2 separate regions of the Homo sapiens genome follow, and region 1 is linked to region 2. A link is a contact called in ENCODE Hi-C or POLR2A ChIA-PET data. All regions are on one chromosome and are shown on one strand. Each heading gives the region's core, a stretch centred on a gene start or an enhancer-like site at or near the end of the contact. The rest is flanking DNA. Distances are from core to core; before and after follow the strand shown.

Evidence for each region. Hi-C counts contacts between places; a loop is a spot of excess contacts on that map. ChIA-PET counts read pairs that join two places held with the same protein, here RNA polymerase II (POLR2A). Pooled maps may share reads with other maps.
Region 1: a loop to region 2 is called in a map of naive thymus-derived CD4-positive, alpha-beta T cell, with 8 times the contacts of the local background. The contact joins the promoter of WDR48 here to the promoter of PDCD6IP-DT in region 2. A Hi-C loop is called at or near these places in 1 of 168 maps with a recorded cell type or tissue (naive thymus-derived CD4-positive, alpha-beta T cell) and 8 of 50 pooled maps. POLR2A ChIA-PET finds 5 or more read pairs at or near these places in 1 of 52 experiments (MCF 10A).

What each region holds. Positions count from the first base shown.
Region 1 is chr3:39,048,876-39,053,588 of GRCh38, reverse strand. It overlaps WDR48 (WD repeat domain 48), which reads right to left and starts at 1,573. Exons shown (of 19, transcript NM_020839.4): 1 at 1,516-1,573. The coding sequence starts at 1,563. SCN11A (sodium voltage-gated channel alpha subunit 11) reads left to right here and starts at 1,645. Exons shown (of 30, transcript NM_001349253.2): 1 at 1,645-1,728. RefSeq lists a silencer at 1,370-1,469 and enhancers at 1,510-1,699, 1,720-1,769, 1,780-1,869, 1,540-2,412.
Region 2 is chr3:33,796,623-33,801,321 of GRCh38, reverse strand. It overlaps PDCD6IP-DT (PDCD6IP divergent transcript), which reads left to right and starts at 2,803. Exons shown (of 2, transcript NR_183731.1): 1 at 2,803-2,927; 2 at 3,300-4,699. PDCD6IP (programmed cell death 6 interacting protein) reads right to left here and starts at 2,692. Exons shown (of 18, transcript NM_013374.6): 1 at 2,385-2,692. The coding sequence starts at 2,593. RefSeq lists enhancers at 1,996-2,529, 2,476-2,825.

The sequences.
Region 1 (4,713 bases), core at 324-2,823, 5.3 Mb before region 2:
AGTCTATAATACAATCGGGTTACTTTTTGAGTTATATTTCAGTCCCAAGGAGACATTCTCACTACCTGCCTTGGATGCTGGTGATACTTAAATCCTATCACTAATGCACTGAAAAACACCTAATAGGGTGAGTTTAGACTTATTAATTTCACTCATTTCAACAAACATCCAGTGAGTGCTTAAGACACTGTACTGATCAGTGAGATCAATAAAACCAAGATGTGAACTAATCAGAAGACTTTATGGCCTACCACCTTCTGCTGGGATTACCTTACTGAAGGACCCCTTCATCTAACTACCTTTATCTGACACTTGATTTCAACCCGCAGAACTCCATATAATGCTGTGTTTTATAAAGAAAGCCTAGGTGTTAATTATTTCTACACCCTTTCAATCCCTTTTCCCCTTTGGGGGCCACCCTAAGTGCTAGGTAAATGTTTAATGAATAAATGCACCAAACTGCCACTACCACATACAATATACCTGCAGGCAAACACCTGTAAGAGGGCTTTTATTCCCTGCATCACTGAAAATATTAAGTGGCAATAACTATTTTTTAATATTATTATTATACTTTAAGTTCTAGGATATATGTGCACAACGTGCAGGTTTGTTACATAGGTATACGTGTGCCATGCTGGTTTGCTGTACCCATCAACTCGTCATTTACATTAGGTATTTCTCCTAATGCTATCCCTCCCCTAGCGCCCCCAGCCCCCGACAGGCCCCGGTGTGTGATGTTCCCCGAAGTGGCAGTAACTCTTAAGCGTAACCGCAAACAAAAGTGAATTCACAAAGGCATAAGGCACAAGACACACACGGTAAGATTAGACAACTCTTTACCACATGGACAATAAATTACACAAACAATAAAGACAGATTCAGCGATGCACACTTAAGATGAAGAAATGGTGAAGAGGAACTTAAATACCAAAACAATTAAAATTATAATTTCCCCACGCACATTCTTATGTCACTTAAACCTACCCAGGGGACAGCTCCCACATAAGAGAGGGCTGGGGGCTCCCAAGTGCGGAATCCTCAGCAGAAACCCCGCAGGGCCGTTGGCGCTCCGCCGCCTCGCCACGCCCCCGCACAAGCCGCTCACTCCTCCAACGCCCACCCCCCTGGGAAACCCCTGGAGGCCTCGGCTCCGACGCAGCGAGGGCAGAGCGCTTCGAAGAAAGACAGGGCAAGGGGGAGGCAAGTGGGCGGGGAACGAGCCTATCCCGACCCCGCAAGTCCACTCCTACAGAAGAGCGGCGACAAGCAATCCCGGGCTCAGAATGCCGCCCACGAGGGTCCCGGGCCTGGGCCCCAAGGGCCAAGCAAGCCGACCCCCGCCCCTTCCTCAAGCCGTTAGCGCCGCGGCCCCACCCCTCGTGGCCGGCCGCGCCCCGCCCCGTTCGCCCCATGCCGCTACCCCAGCTGGTCGTGGCGCCGGGCACCTTCTAGCTGGAGTGGGCCCGGAGCTGCCGGCCGCGTCCGGAAGACCGAGGAACCGGGCTTCCATACCTGCACTTTCCTCCGCCCTGCTGTGTTCTGCCGGTGATGGGCCGCCATCTTGCATGTTGACACTCCGACGTCACTTCCGGAGGTGGCTCAGAGCGGGAGGATGTCCTGCCCCTTTCCCTTTGGCCAAGGGTTAGTGGCGGGGCTGAAGGTAAACAGGCTGTTGTGTTTCCTCGGTGCTGTTAGTTGCTGTGTGGCCGGTAGCCATGTGATGAGGTAGATGCACCTAAAAACAAAACCACTGTGCAAGTATAATGCTGATGGGGAGAGAGCCACTTTTCAGGGCTGAGGGAGCAACACGAATTCACTTGTGTGGTCCTAGACCCTGGCTTGCGCTCTTTTCCGCGCCCTCCCCGAGAGGCCCAAGCAAAACGAAAGCACTGAAAGAATTAACAGTGCTAGACATGGCGCTGGACCATCTCCTGACCTTTCCTAGGCAGGCAGGAGAACCAAGTGAACCAAGTGATTTACTGTTAAGTACCTAAAAATGCGGAGAATTATGTCGTGGCCTCAAAGGGGGAGAGATAGAAGTCCTTGCAAAGGAGGTGGCCTCCATCTTCAGGGGGAGCAAAGAATCCGTTTAAATTAAAAGGATAAAAAGTGGGGCCATAAAAGAACGAGATCATGTCCTTTGTAGGGACATGATGGAGCTGGAGGCCCTTATCCTTAAGCAAACTAACAAAGGAACAGAAAACCAAATACCGCACGTTCTCACTTATAAGTGGGAGCTAAATGATGAGAACACATGGACACAAAAGAGGGGGACAACACACACTGGGGCCTTTCGGAGGGTGGAGGGTGGGAGGAGGGCGAGGATCAGGAAAAATAACTAATGGGTACTAGGCTTAATACCTGGGTGACAAAATAGCCTGTACAACAAACACCCGTGACACAAGTTTACCTATATAACAAACCTGCACTTGTACCCCTGAACTTAAAAGTTTAAAAAAAAAAAACAAGACAAAAAGATGTTATAGGAAGGCGAAAACGGTACACCAGCTAAAATTGTTCCCAGAGACAATTCTAGTTTAAATCATCTCTTATACTGGAACAGTTAGGTTTGACTTAAGGTGGTTTTCCTGACCACTAATTATAAGAGCTGAGGGTGATCAGACCCTCTCTAGTGAAAGTGAATCCTATAGAACTACACTGTGGGATATAGCATATGATGTATCTGCTAGTCATTTGTGGCTCTTGAGCACTTGAAATATAGCTAGTTCCAGTTGAGATATGTAATTGTAAACTACCCCCAAATTTCAAAGACTAGTTTGAAGAAAAGAATGTAAAATATCTCATTAATAATTTTTTGTATTGATTTCATGTTGAAATGATGTTTGGGGGTATATTAGGCTAAATAAAATTTATTAATTTTGTCATGGATATTAGAATATTTAAAATTACATATGTGGTCACAAATTTCTGTTGCATAGTGCTAGTATATAAGTAATGCTTAGAAAAGTTGTCTTGACAAATACTTCTTAAATTAATAAAGAAATGTGAATTAGATGAGTAAAAATTGTGATGGCAGAAAGCTTCTTAAGCAAAACTGGCAGTGATAACTTATAGGTAAATTACTGCATCATTACAGGCTTATTCATTCACTGATTCATGTATTCATTCATTTAACAAAATATTATTTAGCATATCATATATGCCAGGCACTATATTAGGTGTTGGGGAATCAGTGGTGAGTGCACATAGTCATAGAACTTAGAGTCCCAGGATGAGACAGGAATTAATACAGAGATAAGTACTATGAAGAAAGATGATTGTAAGACAGGAAGTATCTTGAGTCAAGAGTTAACTAGGCAAGGAGAGGGAACAGTCTGAGCAAAGGTCTTGTAGCAGGAGAGAGCATGGAACATTACAGGAACTGAGAGTCAAGGCTTAGAGTACAGAGAAGTGAAAGGAGTATGCAGAGGCCATACCCAGCAGGATCTTTTAGACCAATGGGAAGCTGTTGAAATACAGGTAGGGAAATAATATGTCTGTATTTTAAAAATTGCTTAAGTGTCTATTGAGCACCTATGATGTGCAAAATACAATACAGGTATGTTGCTCTGGACAATATACTGGTACTTGCTAGAAATTGATATGTTGTAGTCCTGCTTTGGACCTGAAAAATATTGAAATAGTGAAGTTCTTTCAGTGGGCAGAATTTTCACCAGTATGTTTTGATGTTCAGTTTGGCTGAAAGGAGAAATGGTCAATTCAGGGTCAGAGGATAATTTTTTGGCCAGTTTGTGAAGGACATGGAAAGAGCAAGACTGGAGAACTAGTGACAAGGAAGACTCCAGAAGGGATATAGTGATGGACCTCTCAGAATAAATCTTAAGAATCATATGGATGAAATGAACTGCTTTGTGATGAAACTCAGCCTCACTGCCTGCTCAGTAGAATCATGAAATAAATGGCAATGGCAATGGCAACAGGATTGGAGCTATGCATGGGATCACCAAGCCACCGCTGGGTGTTCAGAAGCAGTGACCAATACCCCATGCTCTGGGAGGGTCAGCCAGTCACATGTAGGCAAGTCTATTCCATTGGTCATTGGCCCTCCCCATCATTGAGGGAGTTCTTATTTGTCCTCTCTAAAATATGTTTATTCTAGATTGAGATTTGCTTTCCCTGCTCACTGTACTTCCGCTGACACCACCATCTAGGGAATTACTCAGTGCTTTAGACACTATCATTTTCTCTAACACTATATTGCTTTTGACCAAGAAATTCACTCTGCAATGAAAGAAGTAATGCAATGGGCTATTGCCCATGGAATTTATTGGTCTAATTGTGTACTCAATCACTGAGAAGTATCTTGTCTTATTGAAGATATATTGAAGACTTAGCTATGGTGCCTTCTGGGAGATAACCCTTTTTGATACTGTCCTGTAGGATGCAGTATATGCTCTGAACTACTGTCCAATATTCAGCACTCTTTTTTCCTGTTCCTTTTATCTATTGCTGTTTAACCATCTGCAAAATGCAATGGTTTAAAACAATTACAACCCTTACTTTACTTACAAATCTGTAATTTATGCAGAGCTTCATGGGAACAGATTGTCTCTGTTCCACTATCCACTTCACATCAGCTGGGGCAGCTAAAAGATTGGGGCTGGAATCATCTGAAGACCCCTTCTCTCACATGTCTGGTGACTGATACTGGTGTTGGCCTAGTCCTTAGCCAAAGCTGTGGCTAGAACA
Region 2 (4,699 bases), core at 1,554-4,053:
TCATTAGTTTAAAAAGTTCATTAAGTTAAAAAATTAATGTTAAGTTTACACAATTATCCAAACATAATTATTAAAAATAAGATATTCTGCCGGATTTGAATGAACATCACACAACTGATTCACATCTAATTTTACAGCGTATATACCTACAAAACTTTTGTACCTACCTCCATTATAAACTTTAGTAATATCTCCAAGCTTACCCTAACCCCTCTAGAAGCCCAAAAAGTGAAAATACTTAATATTTGTTGAATTAATGTGGCAGGAGGGGATTATACAGAGGTGACTAAAGAAACATGGTTAGTTTCAAAGAGACTATATCTACAACAGGTCCACTACCTAGGAACAGTTCACACATTTAAGTCTGGTAAAAAGAATAAAGGAAGGAACAAATGAATTAAGTTTTAAAGTTGACAGGAGAACCGTATCCAAACCATTATCCACCAACCTCCCATGTCTGTTAGCTTAAAACCCATGCACCAAGTGCTTCTGAAGACCCCAAATCTGAGGGCTGGAACCAAATTTGATATATTCAACAAGATTTTTATCACAGGGCTCATTATACCACAACTATGTTTTCTTAATATTACTAATGGAAAATCCTCACTGAATGCTATTCATGCCTACATAAAAATTACCTTGAAATTGTTTAATTATGTTAATTCTAAAGAATGGCTAAGTATTTCTAGGTTAACTTTAAAAAAAATGCTTATGCTATTAGACTAATGATCCTTGCAGCCCAACAGTTGTAGCTCTAAAATTTGACACCAAGGGGTCTTAATTCCTCTGAGCAATCTATTCAGTACCCCTTCCTTCGGAGAACCAACCCTTCCCCAGTCCGGACTCATCTTGCTTTGATCCATGGGGTAAGGAGAAATTAAACCGGCTGGATGACTCAGATAAGGGCAATTAACTTAGCCCATTTCCCACCATCATAAATGGGTGCAAACAAACCCAGGAGCCTCCCATGGACTTCCACCAGAGCTAAGGAGAAAAGCACTCCCTTCTGTAAGATACTGAGTGTTGCGGACGATTGTTATTACACTACAGCCATCCCTCTCAATACATGAACAAAGCTTTCGAGGGAAGCATCACGGAGGCAAGACGATCTCCAGTGATACCTAAAGCTAAGGAAGGAATATCCCTAGACTTTTCAGTTAGCAGAATAAGTCTTACTTTTTTTTTTTTTTTTTTTTTTTTTTGAGATGGAGTCTCACTCTGTCGCCCAGGCTGGAGTGCAGTGGCGCGATCTCGGCTCACTGCAAGCTCCGTCTCCCAGGTTCACACCATTCTCCTGCCTCAGCCTCCCGAGTAGCTGGGACTACAGGCACCCGCCACCACGCCCGGCTAATTTGTTGTATTTTTAGTAGAGATGGGGTTTCACCGTGCTAGCCAGGATGGTGTCGATCTCCTGACCTCGTGATCCGCCCGCCTCGGCCTCCCAAAGTGCTGGGATTACAGGCGTGAGCCACCGCGCCCGGCAGAATAAGTCTTTTCTTAGCTCAAGCTAGTTTAGCCTGGGTTTCTGCTACTTGGATTGGAATACAATTGTGATTCTCCTGTGAAACAAGTAGAATATACTATACGGAGAAAACGAGATTAACAAGGTATGCAAAAGAAATGTTTAACTATAAAATCGTAAAAAATGTTCTTATAACTATTAAGTATCATGAAAGGAACCCTCATTAAATCAGCATGAGCTAAATAAGCGTTTGCTAAAATAACAAATTTACTCTACTGTGTATATATCTGTTTGTGAACAAACTGCTTTTAAACAACCTACCTTGAACGGTTCAACTATGTAACTAGAGTTTTATTTCAAATAGTTGTAGCTCCTAACTTTCAGAATTCTCCATCTATCATTTGATTATTTTGAACTGAGGAAGACGGTCCATTTCATGTGGACAATGTGATGAGCTGATCAGACATTTGGTCCAGTGTCCCAATTCCCCCACTTCCCCCACTGCCTTCAAGCAACTACTATTATGAAATCAAAATGTGGCCCAAGAAAGACAGTGATGGAAAAATGGGGCGAAAGGGGAAGCTTCAGTTAGAGACCCAAAAAAGTGAAGACTAGTTCTAAGTAAATGTGGCAAAAGAGATCAGTACAGGGCAGACTGCTGCTCCCAGGTATCTGATCCACGGAGCCCTCGCCGACCAAGGGCTAGAGCAGACGTGCAGGCAGGACAAGCGGGCAGTCACAGCGGGCCTGCAGGGCGGGTCCTGCTCACCAGCAAAGAATGCAGACCACACCTACGCGCCTGGTCAGGCCGGGACGGGGCGGCTCCGCCCAGGTTACAGGATTGAAGGAAGGGGGGAGACGGGAAGAGGAGCGGCGAGCGACGGCTGGCAGACAACCTACCCACTCCCAGCCCCGCGCCCACCTCAGGAGCGTCTCGAGCGCGCCCTCGTGCTTGTCCAGCGGACGACCGACTGCGGCGCGGCGCAGCTTGCTGAGCTCCTCCGCCGCGCGGCAGTACTGGGCCTGCTCTTCCCCGCCGCTTGGGTAAGTCTGCTGGATGAACTTCACCAGCGGCTTGGCCAGGTCCACCTCTGAGGTCTTTTTCAGCTGCACCGAGATGAATGTCGCCATGATCAGCGCCTCCGCCGCCGTTCGGGCCAAACAGACCGCGGACAGCTTACGAGGGCCGAGGAGAGAGAGGTACTGGGCTGGCGGACTGGCGGACTGACTGGCTGACAGACTTGCGCTCCGCCTGCGTTCCGGGTCCGGCAACTTCCGGGAGCTCCAGCGCAGGCGCACTGGATGCGGGGTCCTTAAGCTGTCCGCGGTCACGTGAAGGTGTCGCGGCGGCTACGCCCACCTGGACCCAGTTTACCCTGTACTGTGCTGCAAAATATTACTTTCTCCCCATCTGGAATTCTTCCCTTCCTCCTTCCTGCCGCAGTGGTGTACTGAGCACTTTCACGTAAGAGTATTCCTCCACTCGAACAACCCCCCGGAGAAGTACTGGTGTCACTGCCACCTGCGAGAGTTTGCGGCTACCTCCCCAAGAGGCAGTCCCAGGGTTATTGTGACCTATGATGTTTATTCAACTACTGTTGACGGGCTGCTGTGCACAGGGAACCTAGTAGGCAAGACCCCTGCCATCGTGCAGCTTACTGTCAGGTTGACACAGACCTTAAGGTAAACGGAAAAAGTATCAGGAAAAAAACAGGGTGCTTGGGACTTAGGAGATGTTAAGATCGCTTGGAGGACCCTAATTTAAATAAGATAAAGTAGGTTTTCTCCGAGTAGGTTAACTGAAAATGAACCTGTGTCTCTGGTTGCTGTTTTGTAGAAAGAACAAAATTTTAAATAAATTAAAAACGACACCTGTAATTTGAGAAGATGCTTGATATCAGAAGAGGAGAAGAGTGGAGAGGGGTGGAGTGGCAAAGGAGAGCCTCCAAACCAAAAGCCTGCGGCAGAGGCCCTAGGAGGCAAGCACTTAACCATGTTTCAGGACTAGAAACGAAACATGTGACAAGACCTTTAAAAACAAATAGAATGGGATGGAATAAAGTTGGATGAGTAAGCAGGCATCAAATCATTCAGAAACTTGTTGTCCAAGTTGAAGAATTTGTTTAGTATTGTATAATAAATGCAGAGGAAGCTATATACACTTATAATTTACATTTTTTAAAGGCCACGTTGTAGCTCAATCGGATAGTTTGTCTTTTGATGGGATGTAGTATACAGTATCATCATGGTATATTCCAGGCAAAAATATTTAACTTGAATCTGTCAAGCCTTTGCATCTAACACAGTTTATAAAAAATACAACAGATAGATGAACAAACTAAATGATGCCAGAGGAAGTAACTAGACAGATCCAGAAGGTGAAACATTCTGCAGGATAACTGGCCCATCTCTTCAACAATTTGTCATGATAAAAGCAACTGCTTTATGAAAAGAAATTTAAGGGACATAACAGTTTGAATTGGATCCTGGTTTGAACAGACTGTCTATAAAATGCATTTTCAGGACCATTAAAGAAATATGAATGTAGATGGACTGAGTATTGGATAAAATAGAACTGTATTGCCATGGAAAAGATCATTAACTGAAAAGAGCAAGTCACGAAATAGTATGTTACAGCATCTCATTTTGGTTTAAAAATGCACATATATGTATTTATGTACAACTAAAAAAATAGTGGGCTTATACCCTAAGGTGTTAGTATTGGTAATCTTTGGAAGTGGAAATGTGTATTTTTTTCTTTGTGTTTGCCTATCTTTTTCATTGTAACTTTTGCAGCACATAGACTACTTTCATTATAGTAAAAGTTTATTTTACCACAATTTTTTTTTTTTTAGAAAGAGTCTCACTCTGTCACCCAGGCTGGAGTGCAGTGGCACAATCTCAGCCCACTGCAACCTCCACCTCCCAGGTTCAAGCTATTCTCCTGCCTCAGCCTTCTGAGTAGCTGGGACTACAGGTGCACACCACATGCCTGGCTAATTTTTGTATTTTTAATAGAGACTGGATTTCGCGATGTTGGCCCGGCTGGTCTCGAACTCCTGGCCTCAAGTGATCCACCCGCTTTAGCCTCCCAAAGTGCTGGGATTACAGGCGTGAGCCACTGCACCCGGCCTATTTTACCACAATTTATAAAAATTTTTGTTTATTTTAATTAAGCTATTCTATGTTAAAATAAGTAGCCACCCTTGGCTGATGCATAAAGAAAAAATTAGAGGA